Linked DNA regions of Mus musculus: regions 1, 2, 3, 4 and 6 are each linked to region 5. Evidence: chromatin loops called from intact Hi-C (ENCODE). Cell type or tissue: heart. All regions are shown on one strand. Links, peaks and the distances in the headings refer to the core of each region. The heading gives the core; the rest is flanking DNA. Region 1 overlaps Stimate (STIM activating enhancer). Region 2 overlaps Sfmbt1 (Scm-like with four mbt domains 1). Region 3 holds the start of Itih1 (inter-alpha trypsin inhibitor, heavy chain 1). Region 4 holds the start of Stimate (STIM activating enhancer). Region 5 holds the start of Sfmbt1 (Scm-like with four mbt domains 1). Region 6 overlaps Mustn1 (musculoskeletal, embryonic nuclear protein 1).

What was found. Peaks named below come from ENCODE experiments on the same cell type or tissue, not always from the same donor. Only the 100,000 strongest peaks of a DNase experiment are listed, where the experiment ranks them.
Region 1: it touches region 5 in a loop (2.1-fold over the local background); 9 of 42 quality-filtered maps call a loop at or near these places.
Region 2: it touches region 5 in a loop (1.9-fold over the local background); 6 of 42 quality-filtered maps call a loop at or near these places.
Region 3: it touches region 5 in a loop (2.0-fold over the local background); 2 of 42 quality-filtered maps call a loop at or near these places.
Region 4: it touches region 5 in a loop (2.1-fold over the local background); 6 of 42 quality-filtered maps call a loop at or near these places.
Region 6: it touches region 5 in a loop (2.7-fold over the local background); 2 of 42 quality-filtered maps call a loop at or near these places.

Annotation. Positions count from the first base shown.
Region 1 is chr14:30,862,476-30,867,635 of GRCm38, reverse strand. It overlaps Stimate (STIM activating enhancer), which reads right to left. Exons shown (of 8, transcript NM_028839.4): 2 at 4,708-4,756; 3 at 3,112-3,207; 4 at 892-1,013. Among named protein-coding and RNA genes, the nearest start is that of Mustn1, 14 kb to the left of the region's middle. In heart, for the core only: a CTCF peak has its summit at 2,123 (motif pointing right); a DNase peak (open chromatin) is centred at 2,085.
Region 2 is chr14:30,785,554-30,790,713 of GRCm38, reverse strand. Sfmbt1 (Scm-like with four mbt domains 1) reads right to left here. Exons shown (of 21, transcript NM_001166532.1): 8 at 4,799-4,900; 9 at 3,107-3,257. Among named protein-coding and RNA genes, the nearest start is that of 1700087M22Rik, 10 kb to the right of the region's middle. In heart, for the core only: no CTCF peak of the experiment used is centred there; no DNase peak of the experiment used is centred there.
Region 3 is chr14:30,942,163-30,947,322 of GRCm38, reverse strand. Itih1 (inter-alpha trypsin inhibitor, heavy chain 1) reads left to right here and starts at 4,034. Exons shown (of 22, transcript NM_008406.3): 1 at 4,034-4,164; 2 at 4,409-4,429; 3 at 4,697-4,863. The coding sequence starts at 4,057. In heart, for the core only: a CTCF peak has its summit at 3,250 (motif pointing right); DNase peaks (open chromatin) are centred at 2,822 and 3,232; H3K27me3 peaks cover 266 bases.
Region 4 is chr14:30,823,024-30,828,183 of GRCm38, reverse strand. Stimate (STIM activating enhancer) reads right to left here and starts at 2,590. Exons shown (of 8, transcript NM_028839.4): 1 at 2,294-2,590. The coding sequence starts at 2,453. In heart, for the core only: CTCF peaks have their summits at 2,102 and 2,327; a DNase peak (open chromatin) is centred at 2,613; H3K4me3 peaks cover 1,762 bases; H3K27ac peaks cover 1,395 bases.
Region 5 is chr14:30,713,263-30,718,422 of GRCm38, reverse strand. It overlaps Sfmbt1 (Scm-like with four mbt domains 1), which reads right to left and starts at 2,808. Exons shown (of 21, transcript NM_001166532.1): 1 at 2,548-2,808. In heart, for the core only: no CTCF peak of the experiment used is centred there; DNase peaks (open chromatin) are centred at 1,712 and 2,772; H3K4me3 peaks cover 2,914 bases; H3K27ac peaks cover 2,054 bases; H3K27me3 peaks cover 1,362 bases.
Region 6 is chr14:30,879,538-30,884,697 of GRCm38, reverse strand. Mustn1 (musculoskeletal, embryonic nuclear protein 1) reads right to left here. Exons shown (of 3, transcript NM_181390.3): 1 at 5,083-5,160; 2 at 3,949-4,081; 3 at 3,088-3,774. The coding sequence starts at 5,091. The coding sequence ends at 3,668. Among named protein-coding and RNA genes, the nearest start is that of Mustn1, 2.9 kb to the right of the region's middle. In heart, for the core only: a CTCF peak has its summit at 3,153 (motif pointing right); DNase peaks (open chromatin) are centred at 3,167, 3,467, 3,527, 4,187 and 1 weaker place; H3K27ac peaks cover 940 bases.

The DNA of each region.
Region 1 (5,160 bases), core at 590-4,589, 150 kb before region 5:
GCCTGTTTTATAAATGAGAATGATGTCAGACTGGTCCACATGTGCTGTGGCCATTTCTGTCCCGCAAGCTGAGAACTCTATGGGTTTGGACATCTTAGAAGCCTCCTTCCCTTGAGTCCTGAGGCACATGCTATGTTGGGCCCTATCTTAAGTCACTGACTCACTGGCATCAAGTAACAGGCTAAGAAAAGCCCTCCCCTGAACTCATACTCCCTCACTGAAGACAAACAATTACTTAAGATTTCTAGAAATACCCAAGGCACTCCCCAGCCAGCTCCAGCAATCATGTGCCCTTTTAAACTGTCATTCTCTCAGAGGTCTTCAACCACCTAGAAGACAGTAGGTCTCTGGGCCCAGAGCCATGGCATGGAAGGAGTGTGGATCCAGATTGTACACACTTGTCCTGGCGCCCTCTTGTGGTGAGCTCCTAACACTGCTCCTTACGAGTAGCTCCTCACCAGGATCTCCTCACTAGGCAAACGTTCTAGCAGAGTAATCGGGTGACAGGACAATCGCAGGATGGTAGTGGAAAGAGGGACAGGCTTTCACCTCACTGTGGACAGCCTTCCCAAACAACAGCTGCTCCCATCTATCTGATGTGGTGGGCAGGGGACATGAACTCTTTGGGAAGCTCAGCAGGACGAGGTGGCCCTGCAGTCCTGCATGTGGGACCAAGTGCCTCTGGGGGAAGGGCTGTCTCCTGGCTTCTGCAATTCTTTTCCCCCACAATGGAGATCTTGGCAGTGAAATACTTGCTCCCAGCTCCTAGGAAAGTGAGTCTCAAGCCCTAAAGTGAACTTCTCTGTGTCCACACAAGAAGACAGTGAACAGCCCAAATCCTCCTGACTTCAGAGTCCCCAGCAGGCCCTACCCAGTGTCCCTGGACATTACCATATTCTCCAAAACGCAGGGATTCCCACTGCTGCCACTCCACCAAGACACCGACGGCGCGTACGCCCACATAAATGAGCAGCATGCCTACAGTGGCGTCCAGAAGAAAGTTGATGAGGTACCTAGAAAGAGAGGCCATACCAGCATGGTCAGGGAATAAAGCCACTAAGCTGTGGCCTCACTGTGGCACTTACCAGGGTCCCAGATGAAGGCTAACAGACCCAGCCTATGTTTGGCTTTACTGAGGGAGAGTAGTACTCCAACATGCAAGAGACTACAGAATGGTGGCTTCCATTTCCAGGAGTCTGAAAAGGTGCTAATATCAAAAACTTGAAGAACAGGAAAGAGAAGGACAAAGAAGCTTTATAAACTTCAAGTGTATGTGCCAAGGCCAAGATTCAGCAGAAGACAGCACACCTGGAAGTAGCTAAGGGAACCGAGGAGAACAAACCCCCATCGACAACAATAAGTCCATCGAGTGGTTCTGTTCATCCCGGTGTTTCCAGGCCAGGGAGGTGGTGTAACTGTGCCACTTTCCTAGGGCATTCAAGGAAAATGGTTTCTGAGACTTCTTAGGCAAATCAGGCAGGGTCGCACAGCTGCATGTTCAGCCCTGTCTGTAACCACGTGTGCAAACAGTATTTTTATTTTTTTATTTTTAGTGATGGAACCTAGCACTGTGTGTATGTGTGTGCGCGCGCTAGGCAAATGTTCTATCAGAGCTATAGTCCCAGATGTGACTTTTATACTTCAATGAGAGAGTTCTGCTGCCCCAAGAAAAGGCCAGAGGATTGGAGAAGGGAACATGGGGAGGCATGCCAATAGTGACCATTCTTATAAGGTTGGCTTCCACTTTCCTGAGATATAACCTTGTTTTCACCAAGGTAAAGCCCCTTGTTTACCTAGCCTCCTTCTGCGTAGATCCAGCTGAGCACCACTGGACACAGGCTCCAGTTACTGAGGCAGACTAAGATGAAAGTGAGGCCATGGAGCAGATAATGACCCTGTGATACTAAAGGGCTTTGAACTCCCTGTGGATAAGCTCAAGGACCGTGCAAGACTTGGCTTCAAGGAGCTTCCAAGTTGCTAAGGCTGAGACACTTTATGTAGACCAGCAGACCTCTGCCCCCGTCTGGGCTTTGTGATGTGCATAATACTGCAACACGGGGCCAGCATACTGTGCTTGGTCCCCAGAACCCAGAGCACTGAGAGGGAGGCAGGCAGCTTGCTCTTCCTCCTTAAAGACACAAGGGGTCACTCTCAGACCAGAATCAGAAAGAATAGTCCCAGCTTCCAAAGCAGTTTCCATTCTGGCAGGAGGGTCCTGCTCTGACACTATCTCTAATTGGTGTAGAAGGATATTCACACCTGCAGGTTCACATCTGAGATGAAGCCTGAAAGATAACAAGGACAATGGGTATATCCAGTCTTGCATTCACTTATATACTTGTCAAATACTTCCTGAGCCTACTGTGTGCTGCCCTTGGAAGCCAAGACCAAATTTGACTCTGCATTTAACACAGAGGATTCATTTAGGCATTAGAGCATCATGGGGGTACTGATGTGTACAGAGTACACAGACTGGTCTATGTCCAGCTTCACCATGTCTGCACTGTGTGAACTTTAGGTACTATAGCCTTCTGGTACCTCCCACTTGAAGTTGGAAAAGGGAAGTAAGAGTTGGAATTGGAGTGAAACCTCTGCCACTCTGTCTGCTAGGGGAATGACTATTCCTCCTCCAGTAAGATGTAAAGTGTTTTAGGGCATGGATAAGGTAGCAGACACATTGCTCTGCACCTCATGTGGAAGGCAGTCCACACTGACAGATGGATGCTCTGTGTGTCAGAGAGGCCAGTGATGCCCAACGATAACTTTGAACATCTCATAGCACAGGAAACACCCGTGTGCTCTGCATCTAGCACACAGCCGTTCTTGAGTGTTATCCTTTCCTGATGAGGGGCTGCTGTGAACTTGGGCACTAGAAAGACAAAGGACTGAACTTAGACTGATGAACAGAAAGCCAACACACAAGGTAACTGTCAAAGTCCTGAGAACCAACCAAAAGTGGAGTGTACAAACTCATGAAGGCACATACAGGATGAAACTAGAGAGAGGAGAAAGGATGGGTACCTCCCCCAAGCTAGAGAGCTGTGCTGGCAAGGGAAGAGAAGGCCAGTCCATATCTTCAATGGAGGTTAAGTTCAAATACAAGCCACTCACAGTGAACAAGGGTCCTCTTCAGTGAGATCTGCTAGGTACACATTTGCAAAGTGGATGAAGAGCATCCCTATGGCTTGTTTGGAAGTGTCTAAAAACCTGCATAAAACAGAACCAGCAAGTGTTACCAACCGGACAGGAGAGCAGCAACCACCTTAGGGAAAACAGACCAAGTCTGTGGCCAAGCCTCATAACCATCCCTACACCCAGAGGCCAGGAGACACCAAAGGATACCACGCAAAACACACAGAGGGCCTAGACCTAGGTGTTCTCGGTGTTCCTTACTAACCGTGACAGCAGGACTAAATGCCCAGATTCGGGAGACTCAGTGACAGGCGAGTACAAGTAGGAATTCTCAACATACAGGAGGAACGTCCTTAGCAATCAGTGAGTGCATGGGACAATTATAAAGCACTTTTATTGACATGATGATGGCGTCGCTACTGAAGGGGAGTGGAAGTCTCATTAGGGCAGGAGTAAGCTTACTGTAGCCCACACTGCTACCAGAGGCCTGCCTGTCTCCTTCCAAATGACTTACTGTTTGGGAATTTTATCCTTGGAATCTATTTCTGAAGCTTTACTACTACATAATGAACATACAACTGCTACTGCAGGGTCATCCTACACAAAGTGAGTATGCTTGATATTCATGTATCTACATTAAACACTTGATCTCTGCCCCAGACCCAAAGTCCAACCCCCTGTAATGTCCCAAGTGCCAGGGGTGTGAGGAATATCTTTTTGTTGTTGTTGTCGTTCCAGGCTCCCTCACAGAGAGAGGTCTAATCCTTTGGACTGTCCTGGGTGATAGGAGTATAGTTTGTTCTAAAAAGGTGTCTGTAGTTCCTAGAGAGCTTTAGGGTGGGGCAGGCCACTGAAAGACTGAGCCATGAGTAAATAAGCCCCACCATACTCCAGGGAGAGGAGAAGGGCTACGGACTACATTAACAACCCATAGGCCTCATGAGCCTTAAAACACAGTCCTGGAGTGTTCTGGAACCAGTGAGCAAATGAATTCATTCACAGAGAGGATGGTGGACATAAGACCCATGCTCACAGAACTGGGCTCAGGAATTGGAACATCCCAGCTCACTGAACAAACGGCTTCATCTAGCCATTCACTCATCTGCATGCTTTATGATAATCCAGGGGATGTAAACACTGTTTCCTTAAGTTTTGAGTCACATCTGGTGAGGGGTGTGATAAGAATCTCTGAAATATGACTAATTTCCAAATAAACTTGTATTTGATTACACATACAGGCATAATCTCGTAACAGTCAAGATGGAGAAGCTCACAGCAGAGGCTGCTCCGTTCACATCGTCTTCCATCTTCCAGCACTGAGAGCAGCATTATAAATAAATGTAGGAATCAAAAGTTTTTGAAAACAAAAAACAAAGCAAAACAAAAAAACAGAACTATTTTCATATTATACAGCATTCGTATTAACTCAACTGAGGGATCCCACTACTTTATTCGGTATGTAATTTCTCCTGTTCCAAGTTCTACCTATCCCAATACTCCACCATCAGTCCCTAGAGCAAACTCTGACACCTTGGCAAGTGCTTTCTCGGGGTGAGCCGGCACTTTGGTACGTACCATATCCTCCACGGCCGTCTTTCATGCTTTGGTTCTCTGAAGCGTTTAACTGAAAGAACAAACAGACATTGGGAGTTTCTCAAACCAACAGCAACACAAAGTCCATATCCAAGGTGTGTTACCACTGTTATTTACATTGCTAAGTTAAAACACGTAGTGTGGCAGCATATTTTGCTCAGTGAAGATTACAGAGAGCCTGCACTGCGGTCTGTCGGCAAGGACGCTTCAGAACTAGATACTCCTTCCTGAACCACGCCTTCTCACAGTGTGTGCAAACCTGCATCTTCCCCTGGTGACAGAGCTCATTTAGGTGATGACTAGAAGCACCGAGGGACAATGTAGTTGCTTCCAGCTCTAGCATATGTTCTAGGACAACACACCCACTCACCCTGAGGCTTACTGTACTCCAAGCCAGACACCGGGGATACAAATGTAAAGTCAGCCCCCTAGGAA
Region 2 (5,160 bases), core at 736-4,735, 72 kb before region 5:
CGACTCACACCCAGTGCCTGCTGGCTCTAGCTCTGCCAAGGTGTCAGCTCAAACTCCTCATGCCACTGTGATCAATGTGGAGGGGCACTTGATACATTCTTCCTGCTAGGAAACTGAACCCAGGACTATTACAATTAATTTTATGAAACAGAATAACTTGGGCAAATTATAATTATATAACAAAATACAAGAAATAAGTGTTTAAATTTCCAAAATTCAAACTAGGTATTTTTGAGCAGTATTATTATATGGCTAGTTACTGGCAATTTGCCAAGAGTTTAAAAAAAGTTATACAGACTTTATTTTTTATATAGAAATTCAACATTATTGATTTTATTAGGACTTTTAATTACTGAGGACTTTTTCTTGATAAGGCTAATGTCTTAGCTAATACCAATATATAATGACTTTTTTTTTTTTTTTAAAGACAGGATCTCATGTAACTCAAACTATTTTGGAACTCAAATAGCCAAGGATGACCTTGAACTTTGACCCTCCTGCATCGTCCACTTCCAAGGTCTAGGATTGCAGGCATATACCACCACACCCTGATATAATACTGTTTCTAGATTCCTGTACTACAGAGTGTGTCTAATATTCTTAGGGATGAAGAAGATAGTGAGCACAGGGGTGCAGCTGGATATGAGAAATAATTTCTAATGTCTCTACTAAGCTAGGATAATTATGGGTGACAAAAATGAACTAAACACCTAAAATTACTAATCCACATCTACTAAAAAACTAGTAGCAAGGATTCTGACTGCTCACAATACAAAGAAATAACATTTTATCTGACAGATATGTCTATTACTACAACCTGATCATTATACGTTGAATCTGTTAAAATGCTAACCTGTCCTCCAAAAATGCATATAATGTGTCAGTTAAGAAAACATTTTAAAACTCTAAATGCTCTTATATAATCTGAATCATAAATTCTACTCAGACTAAAAGAAACAACTCTACTTCAGCAATCTATCAAGGATCTTGGCAGAAAACTAGTGTCTGACTCAGCCCCATCTGTGGGGGAGGAACTGTGTGGTTGAGGTCCACTTTGTCTAAATTGTTCTGTCTCAGAGCTTAATCACAGGCTACCCGACCTGTGCCTTCCTACAGGCAATAGTCTCTTTTCTGCTCCAACAAGGGCCTCAGCTCTTCCTCTGATCCAGTCTCACTTCCTGACAAAACATCATTCTCTGACATGTTTCTTTCTTAAATATTTTTATTTTTATATATGTATAAGTGTATACATATATGTGTGGATGTATTCACACATGTGCTGGTAGCTGTAGAACGAGAGTTGTAGGCGGCGCTGAGCCCTGAGATGGACACTGAGAACAGGCCTTTGGACTGTGGCAGAAGCAGCAAATGCACTTAGCCACTGGGCCTTCTCTCAAAGCCCCCATGTCATTTTCATTTACATAACTCGCTATTTCCCCTCTGTTACAAGGTCAACTGGCTGTCTACAGTATGCCTAAAACTCCTGTACCTTTAATACTCATTTCCTACCTGTTCATCCAAAGGTAGCAAGCAGTATAAAGAACTTGATATATCCTGAGATTTCCTACAAAGCAACACGTTCTTAGTTTAAGTGTTCAATAGCACACCTTCCCACCAGGTGTCCCTGTGCTCTGCTCACTGAAGGGAGAGAACCTGGGAAGCCCTGTGCGTGTTTCCTCCCACACAGCTCTGGAAAGGCTAGATGATCCCGTCTCTACCTCCTCAGTGATGCATTCATGTTCACAGCAAACAGTGATAAATGTTTATTAACTGAATGAAGGCCGGGTGGAGGCCGTTATGAGCCAACGCAATGTCCCACCGTTACCCTCCAAGTGGAGCCTTGCTTACCAAATACCTACGACGTCAAAACAATCTGCTTTGCTAAGAAGAGAGAAGCAAATAAACATCTGACATTTTCCAGAAACTACAAGTTTAAAATACTAAAAGTTCCAGCCAAATGTAGTGAAACGATACTTCAGTGCTTTAATCAGAAGGTCAAATACCATATTTCACAAAGTTACAAGAACAAGTAAAACGAGCTGTTACCCATTTAGATCCTGATCATAAATTCCCTGATTAGTCACCTCCATTACAAGGCAATCATCCACCTTCTAGCTCTGGCCCTAAGAAGCCAGATTTAAATGCTCAGTGTTTATCAAGCCTACTGTGCTAATTCATTTTTGTCAACAGAAACACAGACATATCTGGAAATAGAGGGATTGCCTCCATCAGGCTGTCCTGAGGGGGGGGTCTGTAAGGCATTTTCTTGATTTGTGATTGATATAGGAAGGCCCAGCCTACTGTGGGCACTGCTACCTCTGGACAGGTGGTCCTGGGCTGTATAAGAAAGCAGTCTGAACAAGCCATAAGAAGCAAAGCTAAGCACAATTCCTTTAGAGTCGCTACTTCAGTTCCTGCCTCAAGTTCCAGCATCAACTTCTTTCAGTGATGGGTTTTAAGTATAAGATGAAATAAACCCATTCCTCTCCAAAGCTGTTTTTGGTCCACAGCTTATCACAGCAACAGAGAATCAAACTGGGCACAGTTACCCCTCTGTGACCTCCCAACAGATTCTAAACGGAACAAACAAGGGAACCAGAACAGAATCCAGGCTTGAACACATCCTTCTACCTGGCTATACAGATACATGTCAAACAGTGAGAAAAATACATACTGACACTTTACTAGCTTATGACTTCAAATACTGCATAATAAGCTGGGCATGGTGGTGCATGCCTTTAATCACAGCACTCAGGAGGCAGAGACAGGTGGAGCTCTGTGAGTTCAAGGCTAGCCTGGTATATATAGTAAGTTCCAGGCCAACCAGAGCTACAAAATAAGACCCTTTCTAAATAAAAATATTAGAATCCAGATCTCATTTATCTTATTTTGGACCTCCAAGATACTCAAGACAGAAGGTATAAAAAAAAATCTTGGCAATGCCATCCAACACATATTTCAAGGGCTAAGACTGGTAGATTAGGAATTTAAGGGCATCAAGTGTCATATAGTGAGTACACACACTCTGCTACACAGTGAGACCCTACACAATTAATAATGATAATAATAATTTTGAGAAACAACATGGAAGAACTCAACTCCATACCTGGAGGAGGATTGATATGTAAACCATTCTTTAGACTCCACTGCACAGGAAAGATACCAGGACTGTTAGCATGGCACACAAATGATCGCCTTGTATGGTCTTCTGGCCGAAGGTCATCCATTTCCACTAGAAAGTACTTATCATCAAACACCTGTGTAATCAACAGATGAAACCGACAAGTGGCTTATGTGTGCTATACACATACACACACACACACACACACACACACACACAAACATATGCGCTCTCTCTCTCTCTATTTATATATATATATATATATGTATATATATATATATATATGCACACAAACATATCTAACACATACATATTTGTACTTTCCTTAGCACAATCAAACATGTTATATAAGTTCATTTACATTCACAATGGACTATTGAAATATTCAATAAATGTTAGTTTTAGATCAGGTACTATTTTAGTTAAATGTCTTTCAGTATTTACTCAGTTTTACTTTTTGTAACAATCTAATGAGGGAGGTGCCATTTTCAATTCCATTATTTAGATAAACGAAATTAATTCAAAGAAAGGTAAAGTAATTTGCCCAGGTTACATAGTCAAGAAAGTGCAAACTTGACTCAAGCCAAGTTATTTGTTTCAAAGCAAAAGTTAGTTTAAGCTTAGCAAGGGGTCAACTCCATTACTAGACTAAGTTCAAATGGCAGAATGAGAATTAACGAATTCCTCTGGAACCTAAGCAGCCTGCACTCTCCAGACTCCAGACAAGGTTGGAAGGTCTTAGTCTGAAGTCTCACTCTCTGTTTCTGTCTCTGTGTCTTAAAGATCTGTCTGTATTTCATTGCGTTCATGTGTGTGTGTCTACATGCCATAGGGTGCATGTGCGGAGAAGAAGCTGCAATCCTGAGTGGTTATGAGCTACACTGTATAGATGCTAGGAAGTAACTGGTTCTCTGTTAAAAGCAGAACTGCTCTCAACCACTGAATCATTTCTCAAGGTTCCAAAGGTCTTTAGGACAGGTTCAAAAATCCCTCATGGCTCTAGGAATAATCTTCCACTAGTCAAAGAAAATGCAAATCTCAAGTCAGACAAGACTCTTGGTAACTATTCCCACATAGTTATAATCCACCTTGGGCTCTACTTCCACTAAATAGACTTCTGCTCTAGACCTGAACCAAAATGCTATCTATTCCACAGTACCTCAGTAACTGTGCCTTGACAGTGTGGTCAGCTGCTGTGGTTACTCTTAAAGAGTCTTCATTTTATCAGCGGCTAGAGAGATTAAAGTCTGATTCTGGACACACAGCTGCAGCTATCCTACTGATGATGCCAATTCTGTGATTCCCACAGGTCTCTCTGTTTGCCCCTGGTTAGATAAGTGATGGCACTGACTGGATTCATGCTTTATAAAGCCCACAGCCTGCAGGCCAGTCAAACACTTTTTAGTTGTACAAAGTAAGACTTGCCCTAAACAACATTCCCTCTACTACTTTGATGCCCTGACTCTGCTCTGCCTTGGTTGCACAGGACTACTAAGCTCTGAAACAGAAAGGGCACACACACACAAATTGTACAAAACAGCACAAACATACAGAAGTGATTCTGCTTTACAATGAATAGTATCAGTATAGCTTAAAGGTAAATCCACCGTAATTTCCTCAACTAGTCATCCTGATAGCAATTCTTTCCAGAAGAATAATTAATTACTCCCACTTCACCTTAGCAATCGTTGCAGGAGAAATCCCAAAAGGAGACCACGGGTCCACAGCTTCCAACTTCATGTTTATAGAAAATTCATGGGTTCCAATAACTTGCTTATCCTGAAATGTATACAACAAAGACTATAGTACAGCTGAATTAATTTATACTTATATATAGTTGCATGTTTCTGATAATGAATCTCCACTGCCATGAGACTGAATATAGAACTGCTCGGTGGCATGCTTCCGGATATGCCTTTGGGGAATTTCCAGAGAGGTTTAACCAAGGAGGGAAGAGATATACTGTGAACATGGAGACTATCACCCTATGAACTATGGTCCTAGACTGAATCTGAAATGGCACAAATGAGCTCAGTACC
Region 3 (5,160 bases), core at 789-4,788, 230 kb before region 5:
ATCTGCCTCCATGCCCCAGTGCAAGGCCTTTATGTGAGTCCTCAAAGATCAAACTCAGGTCCATACAGGCACATTACCATCTGATCCATGTCTCTAGGCCCTGGACAGCTTTTTCTAACCAATTCTACTTTTAGTACCACAGATATATTGTCTGTCTGTTCACATGTTGTGACTTTTTGGAGGGCTACAATCCATTGTGGTAATCTAGGGTTTAGGGTAGGCGATGTTTTGTTTTCTTTTGATTCTCTTTAAGACTCAATAGTTGCACCATCTGAGACAACATCTATTTTACTTCTCCCTAAAAAGACAACTTTTTGTTGTTGCTAGTTTTTGAGACAGGGTTTCTCTGGGTAGCCCTGACTGTCCTGGAACTCACTTTGTTGACCAGGCTGGCCACAAACTCAAAAGTCCGCCTGCCTCTGCCTCCTGAGTGCTGGGATTAAAGTCGTGTGCCTCCACTGCCTGGTTCCTAAAAGGACATCTTTGTCCTTTGGGAAATCTTCCCCATTATCCCTTTCTAGAATGTTCCAGATTCTCCTACTGTCCTGTCCACACTGGTTTTCCTTTTGAGTACTTCTGCTTTCTACTGGTTTGATGTCTCCCAGGGTTTGGTGCTGTTTGTATCTGTGCTTTAAAATGGACAGACAGAAGGACGAACAGACGGATGGGCAGGCAACAGACAGGCAGGCAGACATCCATATGCTATGTGGATGGTGAACAGCTGTTTACAGAAGTCTCACACAGCCAGCCCCATAGGGACCATGGATGAGGTGAAGAAGAAGAGCGGGGAACGAGGATGGAACAGTGTGGAGCATGGTGAATTTTTTTTTAACATCCTTTTCACATCTTTGTTTTTTCTTTGTTTTTGTTTGTTTGTTTGTTTTTTAGCACTACTCTGGATTAGACCCAGGGCTTCTCAGCTGCCCAGCAAGCAGTCTGCCACTGAGCTGCACTCCCAGCTGTATGAGTGACTTTTGCTGCCATCACTAAATATCTGCCGAGAATCCACTTAAGGGCCTTTGGCTCACAGCCTGAGGGTTCAGTCCATCATGGTGCAGAGCGCACAGCATCAGGAATGGGAGGCAGCCATCTTCCCAGGCCCTCAAGCTTAATCCTTAGCAACCTCATCTGCTTCCTGTCTATCTCCTCTTCCCATAGCCACGATTGGGCCAATCGCACTCTTCATCCTAAACATGGGGTTTGGAACAGTAGCTGACTCCTGGGGGAAGTTGAGAACAGCAATGGAATGGGGCATACAAGATGCTCACACTGGTCATTTTCCCCTCTCCTTGTCCTTTTCTGTCACCTGCCACCCCTGGAGCCAAATCAGCATGCTCCTCGTTTCCTTCTGTGAACCGGATTTGGCATGACTCATCTCTCTCAACAGCCAAGAATCTGCTTGTGTTCCTTGCTGTCCCAAGCTTCCATGGACCCTTGATCCTCAACTGATCCTCTTGCCTCAGTAGCTGGGACTGCAAATGTATACCACAGTAACTAGCTCTCAGCATTCCAGTCTTGGGCACCTCGGTGTTTTCCATCCCACAAGCTAAGGGTCTACAGATACTCCGTCTTAGTTTTTTTGAACTGTCAACTTGACAAAGCTTAGAACCACCTGAGTCTCAGTTGAGGGATTGCCCAGAGCAGATTGACATGTGGTAGTGTCTGCAGGGGGTTGTCTTGATCGTTAATTGATGTAGGAGGGCCCAGCCCACTGTGAGCAGCACCATACCTTATGCAGGTAATCTTCAGCTAGCTAAGCATGGGTCCATGAGTGAGCCACCAGGTAGCATTCTTCCATGGTTTCTGTTTCACGTTCCTGCTTGGAGTTTCTTCCCTGGCTTTCCTCGATGACGCCTTGTAACCTACCAGCTGAAAACAAGCCCTCCTATCCTCTAGTGTTTGTAACAGCAACAAACTGAAACTAGAACCCACTGGTTCCATCCAGTTGATCCTGATCACTTGCCAAAGTTCCTTCTCTCCCAATGTTCACTTTCCCAAGTGTCACACTTCCCCAGACACCTTCTGATTCCCACGGAGATGAGTTCCCAGGGTCTACAGATCTTTAGGCATCCCCAGCCTCCAGACAGTCCCTAGGATTCACTGTTCCACTGGTTTGTCTCCCTTCCCGATCATATCAGGGCAACTAAGTTCCATCATCCTTGCACCCCAGCTCCTACCATTGTGCCCAGCCCACCAGGCTCTTTTTGTGCTGCTAAAGAACAAAACAGACCCTCAAATGTACAGAAGCATGCTGACCTGTCTAATCTTCCACAAAGGCAGAAAACAGGTCAGAAGGTCACCCTGCCCCAAGGCCAAAACCCTTTTCCCAGAAGCTGCCTCTGGGAGACAAAGTCCAGGATAAGCAAACAGCTCTTCTGCAAGGTCCCCTTCATCTCACCAGGGTCACATCCCAACCCAGGTCATAGAGTGACCTAACCAAATGACTGCAGCTGTCCAGTGGATTGTCGGGGACAGGGTTTGCACATAAAAGCTGAGCCACTTGTTGGGCAAGCCAGGCCTCTGAGGACTCTCCCCTCTGGGGTCTCCACTCTGTTTTCCCGGCTTTGTGTCTCAGGGCATATGCCTACCTCTCTACATGATGGGCGCTGGAGCCTGAGACCTCAGTTCAAGTGTGGCTGTCCCAGAGACACATGACTAGACCTTAGACAGTAAAGAACAACTGCTCGAGGCTTCCAGAGGCCTTGATTCTAAGAAGGTGCTGCCATTGGTGTCTTCCATGGTGACAGCATGCTGGCCTGGTGGGAGCAGGACAAAGCTGACTTCTGTTTTTCTTTCCAAATCCAGCAAGAAGGTCAGCGAGATGATGCAATACGCCCGGAGCATGGGTCACCGCTGTGCTTCCCCCAAGCCTCCCGAATCATCAGAACCAAATGTGTCACTGGGTGTCATAACACCCAGTCACATCTGTGGCCAAAGCATGACTGGAAAGTTTGTTGAAGAATTCTGGACGAAAAGCTTCATTAAGCTTAGAAATTCTATTGTATCGCCTCTGTCCTCTTGCCAAAAGTTAACTGTATATGAGACTGGTGCTGCCTGGTACTTGAGACAGGAAAGGAAGCATTTGAGGGCTCCACAAGCCTTCTTGACGGAGTGCAGATAAATACACAAGGGCAATCTGGAGTCTGGCAGGGACTTTCCACAGCCCTGAGCTGCCTGTTTACAAGAAGAAAGTAGTAACTGCCATGGTTTTAAAAGTTATTTTTCCTACATGTGGGCCTATGCAGTACCCACAGAAACCAGAAGGGGGTGGCGGTTCCCAACACAGGGGCTGACAATTAAACTTGAGTCCCCTGGAAAGGCAGCAAGACCTCTCCGCTGTTGATCCAGCTCAGCACCCTTCCTCACCCATGTTTAAAGACAAGATCTCATATAGCCCAACTGGTTTCCCAATGTAGCTGAGGCTTGTCTTGAACTCATCCTCCTGACCCCACCTCCCTAGTGTTAGGATTGTAGGTGTGTGCCACCAAGCCTAGCTGCCATGAACACTTTTTGTTGCTTTCTCTCTCTGTGTGTCTGTCTCTCCAACCATCTCTCTCTGTATGTGTGTCTGCCTGTCTTTCTGTCTCTGTCTCTCTGTCTCTCTGTCTCTCCATCTCTCCGTCTCTCTCTCTCTCTGTCTCTCGGTCTCTGTGTGTGTGTGTGTGTGTTTGTAAGTACATTCATGCCACAACCCATAGGTGGAGGTCAGAGGATAACTTGAGGGAGTTAGTTCCAAACTCAGGTAGTCAGGCTTTATGGTAAATTTCTTTACCTGCTGAGCCATCACCCAGGATCTGCAAACTTTTTCTTCAACTTCACTTAACATGTTGAGATATATATATACATATTCCCCTAGGAATTAAATCCAGAGCTTAGTGCATGGCACCTACCAACAACGGTAGACAAACCATCTACCAGTGAGCTACGTCCCAGCTCATTGATTCCCTAAACCCTGCTATTTGCCTCCGCTGTGTCTAATGTTTAAACTGTGTTTGTCCAGCACAGTATTAACTAACAGTCTGAGGGAAGTGACGGGGAATTGAGAGCCTGGAGATCATGGAGGGTGCCACAGGGCTCCGGGTGCTGCTGTGCTTGCTGCCGCTCCTCACTCTGCAGGCCAGGCCTGCTTTGGGCTTGGCAACAGGCAGACCCAGGGGCAGTGAGGTATGTGAGTAAGCCCTTAGCATAGATAGGCAGTTGTCCCTGCACTGGGCCCCGGGGCTGCAGCTCCTGCATCAGGGACATGAGCCTCCCTCACCCACTGATCATTTCTTCTTGAAGAGGAAGCCTCCCAGCGGCAGGAGGGAGGTGGAGGAGGAGAGCACACAGACCCCATTCCCACCCTTAATAAATGGATCAGGGTCCCTGAGCGTCCCCACTCACACTTAGTGGTGGTTTTGTTTTGCAGAAGCGACACGCTGTGGACACTGTAAGTTATTTGGCCAAGGGGTCCAAGATGGGGCCCTTACTACAGGTTTGCTTTTTCCCATCCCTGTATGCCTCTGTCAGTGCAACAGGCAGGGGGCTCCCATCACTTGAAATGTGACCTCATGTCTCCAGCAAAGAAAGAGGGTCTTCTTGGGAGGTCTGGTGTATTCTTTGGGAATCTGGGCACTTTGCTCTAGAGTGGGTAGAGTCCATTATTATTATTATTATTATTATTATTATTATTAATTATTATTAGTATTATCTTCAGTCAGTCAATGGTGTGTCCATCAAGAGCTTGAAAGTCAATTGCAAAGTCACCTCTCGCTTTGCCCACTACGTCATCACCAGCCAAGTGGTCAACAATGCTGATAAAGCCAGGGAAGTGGCTTTTGATGTGGAAATCCCCAAGACAGCCTTCATCAGTGACTTTGCCATGTGCGTGCGTGCCCTGTCTAACTCTTACACTCTACTCCACTTGTGTCCACTCACCTGTTCAGCCTGAGTTCAGAGTAGTGAGATCTCACTTGGGTCATGGCCAGCCCCAGCTTAGAGGGGTAGGAGGAAAGAGGTCCATTAGAGGTCTCACCTCCCACCTTACACAGAAAATCAGAGCCTCTGACTGCTTGTTTTCAAAGCTTTTGACTTGGGGAGCAAATCCAGTGAGTGATGTGGCCTCTGTGACTATGGTTATCTACTGACTTCCTATGGGTCCTCTCAGCAGTGGACAGTAGA
Region 4 (5,160 bases), core at 809-4,808, 110 kb before region 5:
TCAGTTGGGTGGAGGTGGTGGCGCACTCGGGAGCCAGGGGCAGGTGAATTTCTGAGTTCGAGGCCAGCCTGGTCTATGGAGTGAGTTCCAAGACAGCTAGGGCTACACAGAGAAACCCTGTCTCAAAAAACCAACAAAACAAAACAAAACAAACAAACAAACAAACAAAAAACACAAGAAAACAAAACCCAAACCCCAAAACCAAAAAAGAATTCCTCCCTCCTCCCTCCTCCTGGCTATTCAAAAGGGAAAAGCCCTATAGTTCTGTTTCAACAGGACCAAGAAATCTAAGCCATATGAAAGGTGCTTCCCAAATGGGCTGCAGCCCAGGAGGCCTCCTGATCTAGTACAAAAGTCCTGCCACCTTGGCTTGCTCTACAGGATAGACCCAGTTGTGGCCATCTCATCTCTTGTACATAACACTACCACTCACTGGCCCAGGGCCTTCTGCCATGATCATGAAGCCCTTCCATATCGAGCCTTCCTCTGCACAGGAATGGACTTTCTCACTTAATATATGCTCGCAGGAAGTCCTTAGCAACCCTGGGATGTGTGCATAAACTCACACTGAAGATTCAGTGAGGAAGTGAGTCCCCGAAGACTTGCAGGGCCAGTACCACCACTCTGAACAAATCTACCCTGACAATTCTCATCGGTGAGCAACTCTGTCCTGACATAATGGCATGTCCCTCTCTGAATCACAAGTGAGCCTGGGAGTCACACAAATCAAATCCATGAGAACAGTCAGCTCCACACTACAAAATCCCAGGTTTTGCATAATAAAAATGAAGCCTATAGTTTCTTGAAAAAAGACAGTGGCTGGAGGAGAGAAGAGTGGGAAGGAGCAGAAGCCCATTCATAGTATCCTGAAAACACAGGCACAAAAGAATCTGCACCTGTCAGCAACCGATTCTGGTTAAGTTGTCACAAACTATCATTTTGAGAACAACTACACATTAGTTTCAGCAGAGAAAATGGCAAAGAAGCAGTGGCAAGTTGGGCACTTCTTGTTCAAAACCAAGCAGCCATAAAGAAATAGTGGTCAGAATCAGGGGCTATCCAGGGTCGCTTGAAGCCTGGGCGAGTTTGCCCAAAGAAACCTCTTGTTATAAATAAGCAAGGATAACCCTACTGCATCTGCATTCAGAGCTGCAGCAGGACACCCCCACCCCCAGTGAAGACTACATCCTGCTGGAACTCCCCATTCTGCCCACAGAGCACAGTTGTGAAAACATGTCAGTTTTGGAATTAATGCCTCTATATAATAGCTTAGTTATAACTCCTCTCTAACACATCACAGGGACACTCTCAGGTCTACGTGCCAAGAGAACTCCATCCTTTAGTGTCTGTGTGTGTGTATGTGCCCATCAGAGAAACAGCACAACCTCCCAACCCAAGGGCAAATATGACCCTTCCTCCAACCCCCATTGGGCAACAAGGGCCATCTGTGACTTCCTTCTTTACTATAAAACTCCCCAAGAAGTGCCTCTGAGACTTTCCCGGAGCCTCTAGCCTCCTCCATCAAGTCAACCAGGAGGGTTGTCAGAGTTTCACGAAAAAAGAGGAAATTTAAAAATGTAAATAACAAACGTGGTTTGGAAGAACAGCAAGCGGAAACTTCAGATACAACTTAATTGGGAAAGCTCAGGACAGAGCTGAACAGGTGAAAAGGGAGGCTGGGATGTGGGTACCGCGGCAGTCAGAGAGGATCTTCCCTGAACAATAGAGGGAGTAGGGCTGGGGGTCGCGCAGCAATGTGGGAGCACCGACTGCACTGCCCTAACACTACAGGTGGGTGTGGGTGAGTCTCCCCACACCCAACAGAGAGGGCAAACACTGGGAGTGAAGGTTCAGAGAGGAGCCCAGCATTAGGCTAGCAGACACTTAAGGGTGTGGGGGTCTAAGAGCCAAGGGGAGGAAGGCTACGAGGAGCCCCTGAGAAGAAGCTATGGGGGGGGGGGGGTAATCTCGGTCCATACCGAAAAGTGAGGTAACCTTAATTTGCGACGGCAAAGTGGGAGGGGACCAGATTTAGGCTGACATCAGACAAGAGACAGGTCTAAGGTGGAGGTGGTGAGGGGCAGGGTCACTCCTGGCCAAAAGCTCTCAGCCCAGGGTCCCGGACTCCCTTCTAGTCTCGAATAACCAGCACCGTCTCGCGGGAGAGGGAGGCACCGCAGCCCAAGGGCCCGGTGCCCAGGCCGGAACTCTAAGGGCAGGAGGGTCCCCGGGGTGGGGCTGGGACTGCGGCGGTCGACGTGGGGACGGGGAGGGGCTGGGGTCCCGGACTCACGCATCAATGTGCTGAAGGCCACGACGCCGAGCAGCCCCTGCAGGAAGATGCCGAAACTGTGCATGAGCGCGCCGCTCTCACAGCGGCCCGCCCCGGACGCGACCGTGGAGGCCGGCCCGCTCGGCAATCCGCGGCTCACGTTCCCTCCCGGGCCTTGCATGGCGGCCTGACGGGAGGGCGCGAGGGGCCGCCGGCCTCGCTGCAGCCCGGGTCGCGCTGCCCAGCCGCGACCCCGGACCTGGAGCTGGGTGCCGGTATCTCAGCCCGCGGCCGCCTCCGCGCCGCGCGTAACCCGACGTCCGAGATCGTAGAGCTTGATTGGTTGAGCCAGGCGTGAGGCGGGCTTCGATTCCCTCCGGGGCGGGGCTCTAGCCAGGGCTAGGGGCGGGGCTGGAGGAGAATCTCTGCAGGTAGGTAGAGCAGGTGAGCCAGACTGTGTAAAAGGAATCCCCAGAGCCCTGTGTTCTAGGTCATGAGAGCAGTGTCAGGGACAGTGATGGAGTCTGTTGCTAAATCCCTTTCCCCTCCAAGGCAAATCTATAAATGCCCTGGACAATTTCCTAAGAATACTCCTACATTCTGCCCTCAGATTCGGTTCACTACTTCGGAAGTGGAGTCCAGAACCTGAGGCAACATTATGCTAAGGCACGGTATTGAGTACAATAGTCTCAGCCGTCTGAGGTCTTCTTCCCACGCCAGGGATTGAGTGTTCTACTTTCATGGTCAAAAGCCAGAGGATTCAACTCACTATTCAAAGCTCCAGGGTGAATCCCTGTTCCCAAACATAATTTGTGGGGGTTTTGTTTTGAAACAGGCACTTTCTTAACCCTGCCTGTCCTCAAACTTAAAACAAGGACCTAGAAACAATGATGGCCTTGAACTCCTGATCTTCACACTCACGCACTCTAAGTGAATTATAGGTAGGTCTGTGACACCAGTCTGTCTGGTTTTGCTACTTTGCTTGAGATTGGTCTTGTTGAATTGTCCAGGCTAATCTGAACCTTTGGACAAAAAAAATGATCTTTCCACCTCAGCCTCCGAGGTAGCTAGGACTGCAGTTAAGTGCCACTACACTTGTCCCCCACCCCCACTTTAAATGGTTACTTCAATCCAGCCACTTTTCGCTTTATAAAAAGGGTGAGTTTAAGTGCAAAGTCAACATGCACAAGTCCTTGCTCTGTTCACTTCTGAGATACAACTACAAATAGAACGGATTTTGTTTTGAGACAGCATCTGGAACTCATTATGTAGCCCAGAATCTGCCCGACTTTCTCTAAAGGCATATGCCACCACACCCAGTCTGGTTTCTTTTCTTTCTTTTTTTTTTTTTTTTTACCTCCAAACCACCGGTGTGCACAGACTCCAATTTAAGTTTGTCTTACTACCCAGACCCCTAGACATCTCTGCTGTCTCTCTAGACACCTCTTGCTGGTGCCCTAGAGCTCTGACTTGTCTGCTGCATGTCAATGGGCATGTGCATGGTACAGGTCTAACCTACATCAAGGTATCTTTTTGGAACAATAAATACTAACTTTAAAGACATTTCCTCAAGAAGTTCTAATTATCAAAGAGGACTAAATGCTTTCCAAAGTTTGTTTGTTTTATTTAACAGGGATATAGACTCTGCAATCCATAGGAAATGCAATTCTGCAGCCTTTCTCTTACCGTCTCCTCGCACACCGGTATGGATACTACTCTCTAGCCCTGTGCCATGAGCTGCTGCCTAGGCGGCAAGCCACCTGTCTGCCCATCTCCACTGCACCTTCACCTTCTGTGTGCTCTGCTCCACCAGCACTTTCAGCTGTATGTATGTTGGTTCAGACAGCTAGGTCTCTCCCCTGGTATGAGCTTTCTAAAGGCAGAGCTAGTGTTGATTCACTCTTGGCACAGATTTGGCACACAGCAAATGTAAATTTACCTGAATTTTAACTTATGTATATTTAATTTATTGAAATGTAAATTTATTTAAAGTTTTTTTTATTGAAAAAGATTGTGAAACTAAATGAACGTATAAGGGAAATGTAAAGTCCCATCATTCCCTTTAAGTCCGAGAAGGACCTTACACACTAAGCACTCAGCAGTTACAGCTCATGTTCAGGGAGAGCCAGAGGATCTGTGTGTTAAAGCAAGAGAGGCCGTGGCTGGGCACAGGGAGATTACTAGTTGAAGACACAGAGTTCATGAAAAAACTGCACACACAGCTGACAAAAGAAGTCTGGGAGAAATACCGCTCTGCACACTCAGGTGTGACACTGCTCTGCACACTCAGGTGTGACATCACTCTGTACACTCAGGTGTTGACACCGCTCTGTACACTCAGGTGTGACACTGCTCTGCACACTCAGGTATGATATCACTCTGTACATTCAGGTGTGACACCGCTCTGCACACTCAGGTGTGACACTGCTCTGCACACTCAGGTATGATATCACTCTGTACACTCAGGTGTGACACCGCTCTGCACACTCAGGTGTGACACCGCTCTGCACACTCAGGTGTGACATCACTCTGTAGACTCAGGTATGATATCACTCTGTACACTCAGGTGTGACACCGCTCTGCACACTCAGGTGTGACATCACTCTGTACACTCAGGTGTGACACTGCTCTGCACACTCAGGTGTGACACTGCTCTGCACACTCAGGTATGATATCACTCTGTACACTCAGGTGTGACACTGCTCTGCACACTCAGGTGTGACACCAATCTGCACACACAGATATGACAACTGCTCTGCACTGTCAGGTGTGGATGGTTCTCAGGCCTACAGAGTCTTCAGAATTTGAGAACAGAATTCCCAGGTCTTAGGGAGTAAGAAGGATTCTGCTCACCCCATCTCTTCTTAGTAATTTGAAAAACAACAAAA
Region 5 (5,160 bases), core at 384-4,383:
CCATATTATGAATTCACTAGACTTTTAAAAAAATCAATTTTCATTCAATTGTCTTTGCAAATTCTAAGCTTAACAAAATTAATTCATCTGACACCTTTAACTCTTAACTTGTTCAAAAATTCATAATTTCTTCCTTCAAACCTACTCTCTACAAATCTGTATCCCAAAATGGGAAATGATATAATAATATAACGACTATAAACATAAAGACCCCCAGAAACCACAATCCTAACACACCAAAAACTGCTCAGTTAAAAATGTCCTCCTGAAGCCGGGCAGTGGTGTGGTGGCGCATGCCTTTAATCCCAGCACTCGGGAGACAGAGGCAGGCGGATTTCTGAGTTCGAGGCCAGCCTGGTCTACAGAGTGAGTTCCAGGACAGCCAGGGCTATATAGAGAAATCCTGTCTTGGGGGGGGGGGGGAGTCCTTCTGACCACAAAGACCAAAGGTCATAGTCTTAAGACCCTGTAGATACTGGAACCCTACACCAGTACAGCATCAGGACCAAAATGACATCTCCAAGGATACCTGCTATCCTTCAATAGTTAATACTGCCCTTTCACGTTCTAAAGGGTCCTGCTTCAGACAAGATCCATTGGTTGAGTTAGAAGTCAGGCCAGAGGTTGCCTTAGGGAAAGGGCAGGTGTTTACTCAATTAGAGGAATCCCTTGGTGGGGGGAGGGCTGGAAATGCTCTGTTCTGTATCTTAATGTGTATATGGCCATCAAGACTTATGCATATGTAAAACAAGGCCGAACTGTCCTTTCCCGATTTCATTGTTAAACTGTGAAAGGTGTAACTTCTTAAATATATTGAAATGCCTTCTTTAAAAGTCTGTGTTCAAATAAAGTCCACAGAATTATTCTGGATTTAGCTAACAAGATGTTTTTTCCAATCTATTTTTAAAAAGACACATATTGTGAGTGATTTTATGTAGATAGAACCTTTCAAAACTTTTTTAAAATCTCATTTTAAGAAGTCTCCAAATTTTAGAACCCAAAGCATGGTGATCTACTTATCCCACTTTTGCAAATAATAAGGAAGATAAAAAAAAACAAAAACAAAAAACAAAAAACTACACTGGGTAAGACACCTACCCAAAGATAAAGTGGCTCGCCAATGGTAACTGAGTAATAACCTTATAACACAACTGGCTCCTTCTCTCAGGTCCCTCTAGTTCCAACTGGCTGTTCCTGACACTGCAAACAAATCTGAACTCTGACTCTACCTGTGGCCTAAGAGAGTTCATTTGCTGCGAGTTAACAGGCCCCAATGTGTACTTACGAAAACACGTTCCTCCTCCTCCACCCCATCTAGACAGCTGACACAACAGTTACACGCTCAAAGCATTCATTTTGCTTCAGATGAAATAAAGTATGACATCTTAAAAATCGCGGTTCAGGAGAGGCCATACGCAGATAATGACTAATTCCATGTTACTTCCTTCAGATCTTTTTGATGAATACAGCAATCACAAGACACACACCACTTGGGGCCAGTAACTGCTGTGAGTGACCCGCGGGGAAGAGCGCCCACCAAGTTAAAAAAAAAAAAAAAGCCCTACAGGACGCGTCCCACCCCACTGCACCGCAAGCTCTAAAGATGACCTGGCTTTGACAGCTTAGTTTGAGACCCCACGCGAACAGCTGGCATCTCGGGGGGGAAACTTAACACGACGTCTATCCTTTCCGCGGGAATTTATCCCGAGTCTCACAAGGCTTTTCTGCTCCGCAAAGAGCAGGCCTTGCTTCCCAGGACACAGGGCTCGCCCCTCCAGCGTCTTTACAGCGAACAAAACAAGACTTGGGAACAGAAAACGAAACGGTCACGGACCTGCCGAGCGGCCTCAGGACGCTCCCCAGATCCGCGCAGGGGGTCGGGCGGCGGTGCCTCCCCAGGCGAAGCGCCTGAGAGGCCGGAGCCACCGGTTGCGGTGGAGGCTCAGACTCGGCCACCGCGCTTGCTGTCGCCGCCGCCGCTGCTGCTGCTGCCGCTGCCGCCGCCGCCTAGGCCCTGAGAAGTTGAGCGGCCGCGCGGGCTGCGGGTTCGCGCCCCGCCCGGAGCGAGCCCGGGGGGGCGGGTCCGCGGGGGCTCGGCGGGAGGCCGCTCGATGGGGGCAGGGGACCGGAGCCTGCAAGTTGGGAGCCCGCTACCGCCACCCGGCCACTTTGGCCTCTCGCGCCCAGCTGGGCTGACGCGCGCCGCTCGCCCGTTCTCCCTCTCTCTCTCTCTCTCCCGGCGCCGCCGGCCTCCGCCGCGTCCGCGAGGTGCCCGGGCGCGTCCCCGCAGCCCCCGCCGGCCGACGCGCCGAGCCTCGGGACCGCGCCAGGCCGCGCGCGCGGGCGCCGCGTCCCCCCACCCACTCCAGTCGTCCCCCCCGCCCAACGCGCCGCCGCCGCCCGTTGGCGCCTCAGATCGCGCGCTCGCTGCCCGCTGGCTCCCGGCGCTTCCCGCTGGCAAAGTTGCTGGGCCTCTTTGGGAGGGCGCCGCACCACCCCTCAGGCCGCCGCGCGGGAAGGCCCAGCCGGCCGCCCCGCTTTTTTTACCTGACGGGAGTTTTCGCGCGCGCGCTTGCTCGCTCTCCCCGCTCGCTCGCACGCCCGCCCGCTCGCTCGGTTTTCTTTCTTTCCTTCTTGGCGCTCGCCCGCGCGGGGCGCCTTTTCCGCTCGCGCTGCTCGCGCCCTCCTTCCTGCTGAGCCCGGCAGAGCGGGGCGGCCGGCAGCTCTCCCCGCCCCCCTGCACCCGCGCTCCGGCGGAGGCGGCGGCGGCGGCGCTCCGCGCTCCGACTCATTCCAATATGGCACGGACGCAAGGCGCATGCGCCCGCGGCCCCCCCACTCCCTCCCCCAGCTCCGCGGTCCTCCCTCCCGGCAACCCGCGCCCCTCGCTTCGCGCGCGTGGCACTCCCGACCCGGCCTCCCCAAGCCCACCGGCTCGCGGAGCTGGAGCTGCACGGGAGACGACGCGTCCGCGGGCCCGGGTCCATAACCCGCCGCTTTGCTCGCGTCCCCCTGTCCGCACCTCGCCGAAAGACACCCGCGAGGCCGTGGCGCTGGGCGTCGCGGCGTGAGCCTCTGATCCCCGACGGCGCCATGGACGGAGAACGGCTTGGAGACGGCGTCCTCGGGCTCCGGAGGCGCGTCCTGGCCTTGCTTGGGATTCTGGAAAGAAAGACCTCACCTCGGGCTTCTGGACAGAGCGGCTCGGGACCCCGCGAAGTCCCTGATCCATCCGTCCCTGGCGAAGCGCGCCACTGTAGCCCGCACGTGACCACCTCGAGCAAGATGGTATTAGCAGAGAGGCAGCAGTTCTGCAGGTCCCCAAGGGGCGCATACCGTGGCCGAGGGAGCTGCGCCCGCCCGCCGGACCACGTCGGGAATCCTACACGTTCTTTGAGATCTAGCAGGGCACTCTAGTGCTCGTCTACCGAGTCCGACTCGAACGCCTCTACGTACCTCATGTCCAGGCTCAGTAAATGAGTTGTCCTGCCGCAAAGGGGCACAGGTTGACCTAAGAGCTTCAGGAGAAGCTCAAAAATGCTGTGAATCAGCCTCGAATCGGAAGGTGCCCACAGGCAGTTACGTTCGGCTACTCAACCCTTCTTCAGCGAGCACAGGTGTCAATAGGAAGCACACCCACCTGCTCCAGAAAGTTCCCTCAGAAGAAAATCCCAGCGCCTGTGGGATCCCGGAGTGCCAATGAGACCAGACTCTCCAGCCTAAGATGGCCTCAGTCAGGGGCTCCTACTCAAGGAAGACTCCTTTCTTTTAGAGAAGAGGAGGCGAGACACACACACACACACACACACACACACACACACACACACACACACACACGAAGGTCTTGGGATGCTCCCATTAGCATCTTTCTCATGTTTTTGGGCAACCTTGGGAAATATGCACATTACAAACGCCAGATGATTTTTTTCTTTTTGTAAGTGTAAGCACCATTGAAAAGACAAAGTAACAAGAAAAAAAAATAAAGAAGAATATAAAAGGATATTCAATTATTGCTACACAATTTGAGCTCCCACCCACCCCCTCCCAACACCCCCCCCGCCCCGGCCAAAAACAAAAAACAAACAAACAAACAAACAAAAAAACCCTTCTTCATAGATACATGCTTGCAAGCACACATTTTCATTTATTTGCTACTATGACTAACATTTTTTGTTTGCATGGTCGTTTTTAAGGTATATAGTTCCTGCTTGTGTATTTTATTACATTGCAGTTGTCTGCTAACACATCCATGCGGTCCACAGATGAGCTGAGTTTCTAGGAATGGGAAAGTTTTTAGGTAGAAAGCTGTGAATGGCCCTCTCTTGCCCCAGTTCTTTCACCAGCAAGGAAGAGTGTAAGGAATTGAATGCACATTCCTAAACACTGAGGGACAACTTTTCTCCCCTACATTGAATGATGCCTAGTTTAAGGTGACCTTATTTGGCACTTCTTGGATGACTAAACATTCAAAATTTCCCCATTTGCTATCTGTATTTCCCCTTCTGTACATAACCTGTTGTTCATATCTATTGTCTCGAGTTGAATCTCTTCTAACTTAAAAAAAAAAAGTTTTTTTTTTCTTTTAAGGATCTTTCACTTTTGTTATTGAAGGGAATGTTGCCCCTGTCTGATGTTCTTTTTTGCTTTAGTTTACAGTTCATCTGTCATTCTAGTCCTCTGGGTGTTGGTTGTTTGTTTACTTGTTTTTGTTTTTGTTTTCATTGTTGAATGCCAACAAAGTGAGCTTTCATGCACCTGTCTACTGGTATAATTTCTTTGCATATTTTATTATTCTAAGATCATCTATCCAATCTTAGTTTTGCTCTGTTTTGGAGTAAATAGATAAAAATGTAGATCTAATTTCCTTCCTCTATTACAATGGTTATTGTTTATGCAGTCACCATTTATTAAATAATTTCCCCTTGTTTTTTGCTTAGCAAAACCTACATTTTTTGCTAAACTTTTGCTTTTGGATTGTGTATTTCAGAATCATCCAGTTCCTCCCATAGACCTTGATTTCAGCAAATACTGTATAGTTATAACTACTGGTTCTTTGAAATAGTTTTTACATCTGACAAGGGTCAATTTCGACCATGAGAACATTTTTTTTAAAGATTTATTTATTTATTATATGTAAGTACACTGTAGCTGTCTTCTGAC
Region 6 (5,160 bases), core at 729-4,728, 170 kb before region 5:
TCCAGGACAGCCAGGGCTATACAGAGAAACTATGTCTCAAAAAACAAAACAAAAAAACAAAAAGAGAAAAAAAATTTTACTTATTTATTTATTTGATATATATGATGAGTACACTGTAGCTGACTTCAGACACACCAGAAGAGGGTATCAGATCCCATTACAGATGGTTGTGAGCCACAATGTGGTCGCTGGGAATTGAACTCAGGACCTCTGGAAGAACGGTCAGTGCTCTTAACCTCTGAGCCATCTCTCCAGGCCAAGGTACCACTTATTAATTGTTGATCTTAGTGCCTGGAATGTTGGTGTTCTATTCAGGAAGTTGTCTCCTGTGTCAATACACTTAAGGTTATTTCCCACTTTCTCTTCTATCAGAATTAGTGTATCCGGTTTTATGTTGAGGTCTTTGATCCACTTGGACTTGAGTGTTGCGCAGGGTGATAGATGTGGATCTATTTGTAACTGTCTACTTGCAGACATCCTGTTAGACCAGCAGTGTTTGTTGAAGACGCTTCCCCCCCCCCCCTTGTATGGTTTTGGCTTGGCAAAAATCAAGTGTCCACCGGTGTGTGGATTCACTGCATGTTCAATTCCATTGATCAACCTGTCAGTTCCTTTACTAATACTGTGTAGTTTTTATTACTATTGCTCTGTAGTACACCTTCAGATCAGGGATGGTGATAACTCCAAAAGTTATGTTATTGTACAGGATTGTTTTAGCTATCCTGTTTTTTTTTTTATTTTTCCATATGAAGTGAAGTTGAGTATTGTTCTTTCAAGAACTGTAAAGAATTATGGGTTTTTTTTTGTATTTTTTTTTTTTTTTTGAGACAAGGTTTCACCATGTAATAGCCTTGCTGTCCTGGAACTCACTTTGAGGAAAAGGTCCTCGAACTCACAGAGATCTGCCCATCTCTGCCTCCCAAGTATTGGGATTGAAAGTGTTTGCCACCATGCCCAGCTGGTTTTGTTTGTTTTTTGTTTTTGTTTTGTTTGTTTTTGTTTTTGTTTTTCAAGACAGGGTTTTTCTGTGTAGCCCTGGCTGTCCTGGAACTCACTTTGTAGACCAGGCTGGCCTCAAACTCAGAAATCCACCTGCCTCTGCCTCCCAAGTGCTGGAATCAAAGGTGTGCGCCACCACTGCCCGGCTTTGTTTTTTAATTTAACTTTTTGTTGATTCTTTGTGAATTTCACATCACCCACCCCAATCCCACTCATCTCCCCACTACCTTTTGCCCTTGAAACCTCCAGCCCAAAGTGGGTAAATCTTGTTGTCAAAGCTGTAATGTGTGACTGTGTCCCACAGTATACTCTTTTGTTTATACTTTTTTACTTGGAGATGTTCACTGAAATGAGTCATTGGTCCCGTTGGAGGCTTCTGGCTCCTGCTATGCTATAAATACTGAATCCCCTGAGAGGGACTCCTCTTGGAAATTCTGTTGTGGCTCTGTGTCTTGGAGACCCTGCATCTTTATCTGTAGGACCAGCCCCTTCACACGCTCCGGCAGTTCATGGATGGGGGAGATGCTGGCATGGGCCAACTCAAAGCCCTAGATCTGGGCTTGGGTGGTAGCTGAGCTGGTCCACCCTCCATCTCTCCTGTACCCACAGCACAAGGCGAGTTCTCCAGCACTGCCCGGGCTAGCTCACCTAATGCCACAGCCAGCAAGGACAGTCAGCTCTCCTGGTCTCATGCTCTCCAGCAGAGCCAGCTCTCTTGCGGTGTGCAGGCAAGGGGCAGGGCCTGTTCTCCCAAATGCTGCAGTAGATGAGGCACAAGGCTAGTTCTCTAGCTCCCATGACCTTGGGGCCAACTCTCCCGCCTGCCATAGGTGGGAAGGGTCAAAGGGTGGCATCTTCCCCTTGCCCATGCCACCACATGTCAGACAAGTGGCAGGGCTCCCATGCTCACACCCTCTGGGCTTGCTCACCTGCGACCCACCCCCACTCCAGGGTCAGCTGTACTGCAGTGCTCAGGAGAGGTGCAGGGGTCTGATCTCTGGAGTGTTGTAGCTAGTGAGGGCAGAGCCAGCTCTCCCTCTCTCATGAGTCCAGAGCCATTTCTCCTGCCTGCTGTAACTTTCAAAGGATGAGGTAGAGGTGGGGGACACCTTACCCTCACCCACTAAGTACTTTTTTTTTTTTAAAATAATAGACACTGTAATAAAGCAAACAAATATTGAATACTTGATGCAGCTGGAGTTGGTGTCCTCTGGTGGCCCTGGAAAGTCCACTCCTGAGTCTACGGACCCAGAAGTGTGGCCAGCTACTGGTGTGTTGTCTTCATTGGTGTGGTTTACCTCAAGGCTGGTGGCATCTGTCCCTAGGACAGGGCGTTGGAAACTTTGAGGAAATTTCTGTTGCTTCTATGAAAACCCTGCCTTCCCTTGCAAGGCTATGGTCAGAGGCCACACTCCTGTGTGTCCGTTCACCCTCCAGGCTCTGGATGGGAGTGGGGTTGGACAGTACACAGTTCTGCTGGGAAGGACATTATTAAGAGGTCCAGTGAGCAAGTGCTGGCTCTGTCCCCACAAGACGTCTGCTCCTCTGGGACCCAGAGGATAGGCCCAGCCTGGAGCCAGAGCTACCTGCCCAGGGGTCACAGGAGCTTCTCAGGAGGAGTCATCCATGAGCCAGGCCCTGTAGGTCTGCTCTCAGGAGCCATTATTGGCCTGCCTGTGTTCTTGCCATTCTAACTGGGCAAGCTTTTAGCTTCCTCAACCTGACACAGCAGACATAGGACACAGGTCTGAGGAGACAGATGGCACACAGCTAGGAACCTGGTGTTCTCATACCCCGGCCACCATGCTGGGGGGCGGGACATGGTTGCTGAGGAGTCTTGGAAACTCACGGCCACTGGCCAGAGGAACCACACCTAGTTTGGGCTTTGAGATGGAGACATACAGTCCAGAGACACCATGGGCAAAGGAGTAAGGATAATGGGCTTGGAGGACCCTGGAAACACTGCAGCACCTTCTGAGGCAGGCAGAGGGAGCTCGGCCTCCAACAAGGTCTCTCTGTTACTGAAACCTGCTTTATGCCATAGACATTAACTCAACTCTCCTGCTGTGCATGATGGGAAACCGAAGGTTACTTTTCCATTTCATTTTTATTTTAGGTACGTGAGTATTTTGACTACAGGCATACCACACGTAATGCAATGCCCGCAGGGGCCAGAAGAGGGTGGCAGAGTTCAATGGTTATGAGCTACCATGAGGATATTTGGGAACTGAACCAGAGTCCTCTAAAGAAATGGCAAGTACTTTTAGCTATGGCACCATCTTCCCAGCCTAAAACAGAGATTTAGGAAGAACTGTCTCCTACACGCATCAGAAAGTCCGCACCAGGACTCCACGGCTAAGGCTCTGCCTGGAACACCTCAGTGGTTCTGAGAGCACACACATTATTCCCTGTCCCACCTCAGAGTCCAGGAAGGGCACCAGATATGCTATGTCCCCACACTTCCCTCTCTTCTGCAGGTAGCGGCCATGGCAACGTCCCAAGGTTGGGGACATTGGGCATACTCTTTATTGGTGTTTCCAAGGGCTAGGGTTGTGGGAGTCATGATGGTTCAAGAGACAGCAGAGGAAAGGCATCTTCCAGCATTACAAAAAAAAAAAAGTTCGTGGGGAGGCTCCTGTGTCCGGGTGGATGGTGCAATGTGCATGTCTCAGCCAAACACGCTCTTGGCTGGTCCCTCTTTGGGCTTCTCAAAGACTGTCTCGGTGCCTGTGCGGTTGCGGCTGAATACAGATGGGGCAGCTGAGCCGGCTTGCTCTGGAGGCAAGAGATGGAGGAGGTGACATCAGGGACCTAAACTGGTCTTCTCAGAGGCAGGGCTCCCTATGCTGTGTGCAGCCCCTCCTATGCCCAGAGACCCTCAACACCTCTTAGCTACCACCGGGGGATGCTTGTGTCTCCAATTCTACCACATGCCCGGGGGACACTCACCGTAGTCCCGCATGACCTGGTATGTCTTAGACTTGATGTCCTGGTTCTTGGCCAGGGTCCCTCGGGCCCCCTTCAGGTCTTCTTCCTTCACAGGGGGCCGCTTCTTCTTGATGGGGCCTTCAGGAGTGCCAGCCTTGGAAAAGTCGAGAGCCTTACAATTCAATGCCTTGAGATGAAGACCCCCCAACTTTGGCGGGGGCTCCTCCTTCCCAGGCTTCCGAATTAAGCCGATTCAAAGCTCACTCCTCTCCCAACTGCAAGTTCCCCGCCACCTCCCTGCCTTCTTAGCCTGACTTGGACATCTGACCTTTCCCCACAGACAGGGAGGGAACTCCTGGGGGTGGTGACCACTGCATCCTCACACTGGCCTGTTTGTCAGGCCGAGTTCAGGACTGGACACAAGGGCGGAGAGCAAAAAGATGAACTCTAAGACTGAGGAGCCCTTGGTAATCTCAGGAATTCTAAGATCTGTTCACAGAGGTGGTGAAGTCCGTAAGACTGCCCCTCCCCCCTTTCCCTAAAACAAAACCACTGATGTTTACTGTGTTTGGGGAGGGATCGGGGTAGACAGCCATGGAGAAAGGAGCAAGGATGACCTTGTTGTTCTTGCCCAGTAGAGCCGGGAAAGCCAGATTTAGTGCTCACCCTTCTCTACCACCCGGGCGGGCGCCTGTGAGGCTGACACCTGATTCCTTCTTAAGCCCTGCAGGCAGGTGCAAGGATTCCCTCACTCAGCCTGGGCTGAGCTCCCAGGGAAACGCAGGCCTGCAGACACACCCTCACAGGGAGACAGACAGATCTATAGGTACAGTCTCCGCCCCTCATCCTTCCTCCAGATTACAAATGTGTACACATCAGGACACACTAAGCCAGCAAGGCTAGCTCCCTCATCTCCATACAAAGGCGCACAGTTCTATATAGGCACTCCCCACCTCCAACCCCTCACACGCCTGAAGTGTCAAGGCCTTTCACCAGAGCCTGGTGAGACCCAGGGTGTCCAGAGGCCAGCCTGGAAGGGCCACGGTGCTTCTGTTTAGCTTTGGCTTTTACTTCAGAGCAGGCACTACTACTTAGTGTCCAGCCTTGCCCTCGCAACTTCCTTGGCACCAACTAGTCCCTTCTGGGCCTCCTTACCTCGGACATGTTGGATGCCAAGCAAGCTCGCTGTTGGTAGCTCTCTGGCAGGCAGTAGCCACAGGAAAGGATCTGCGT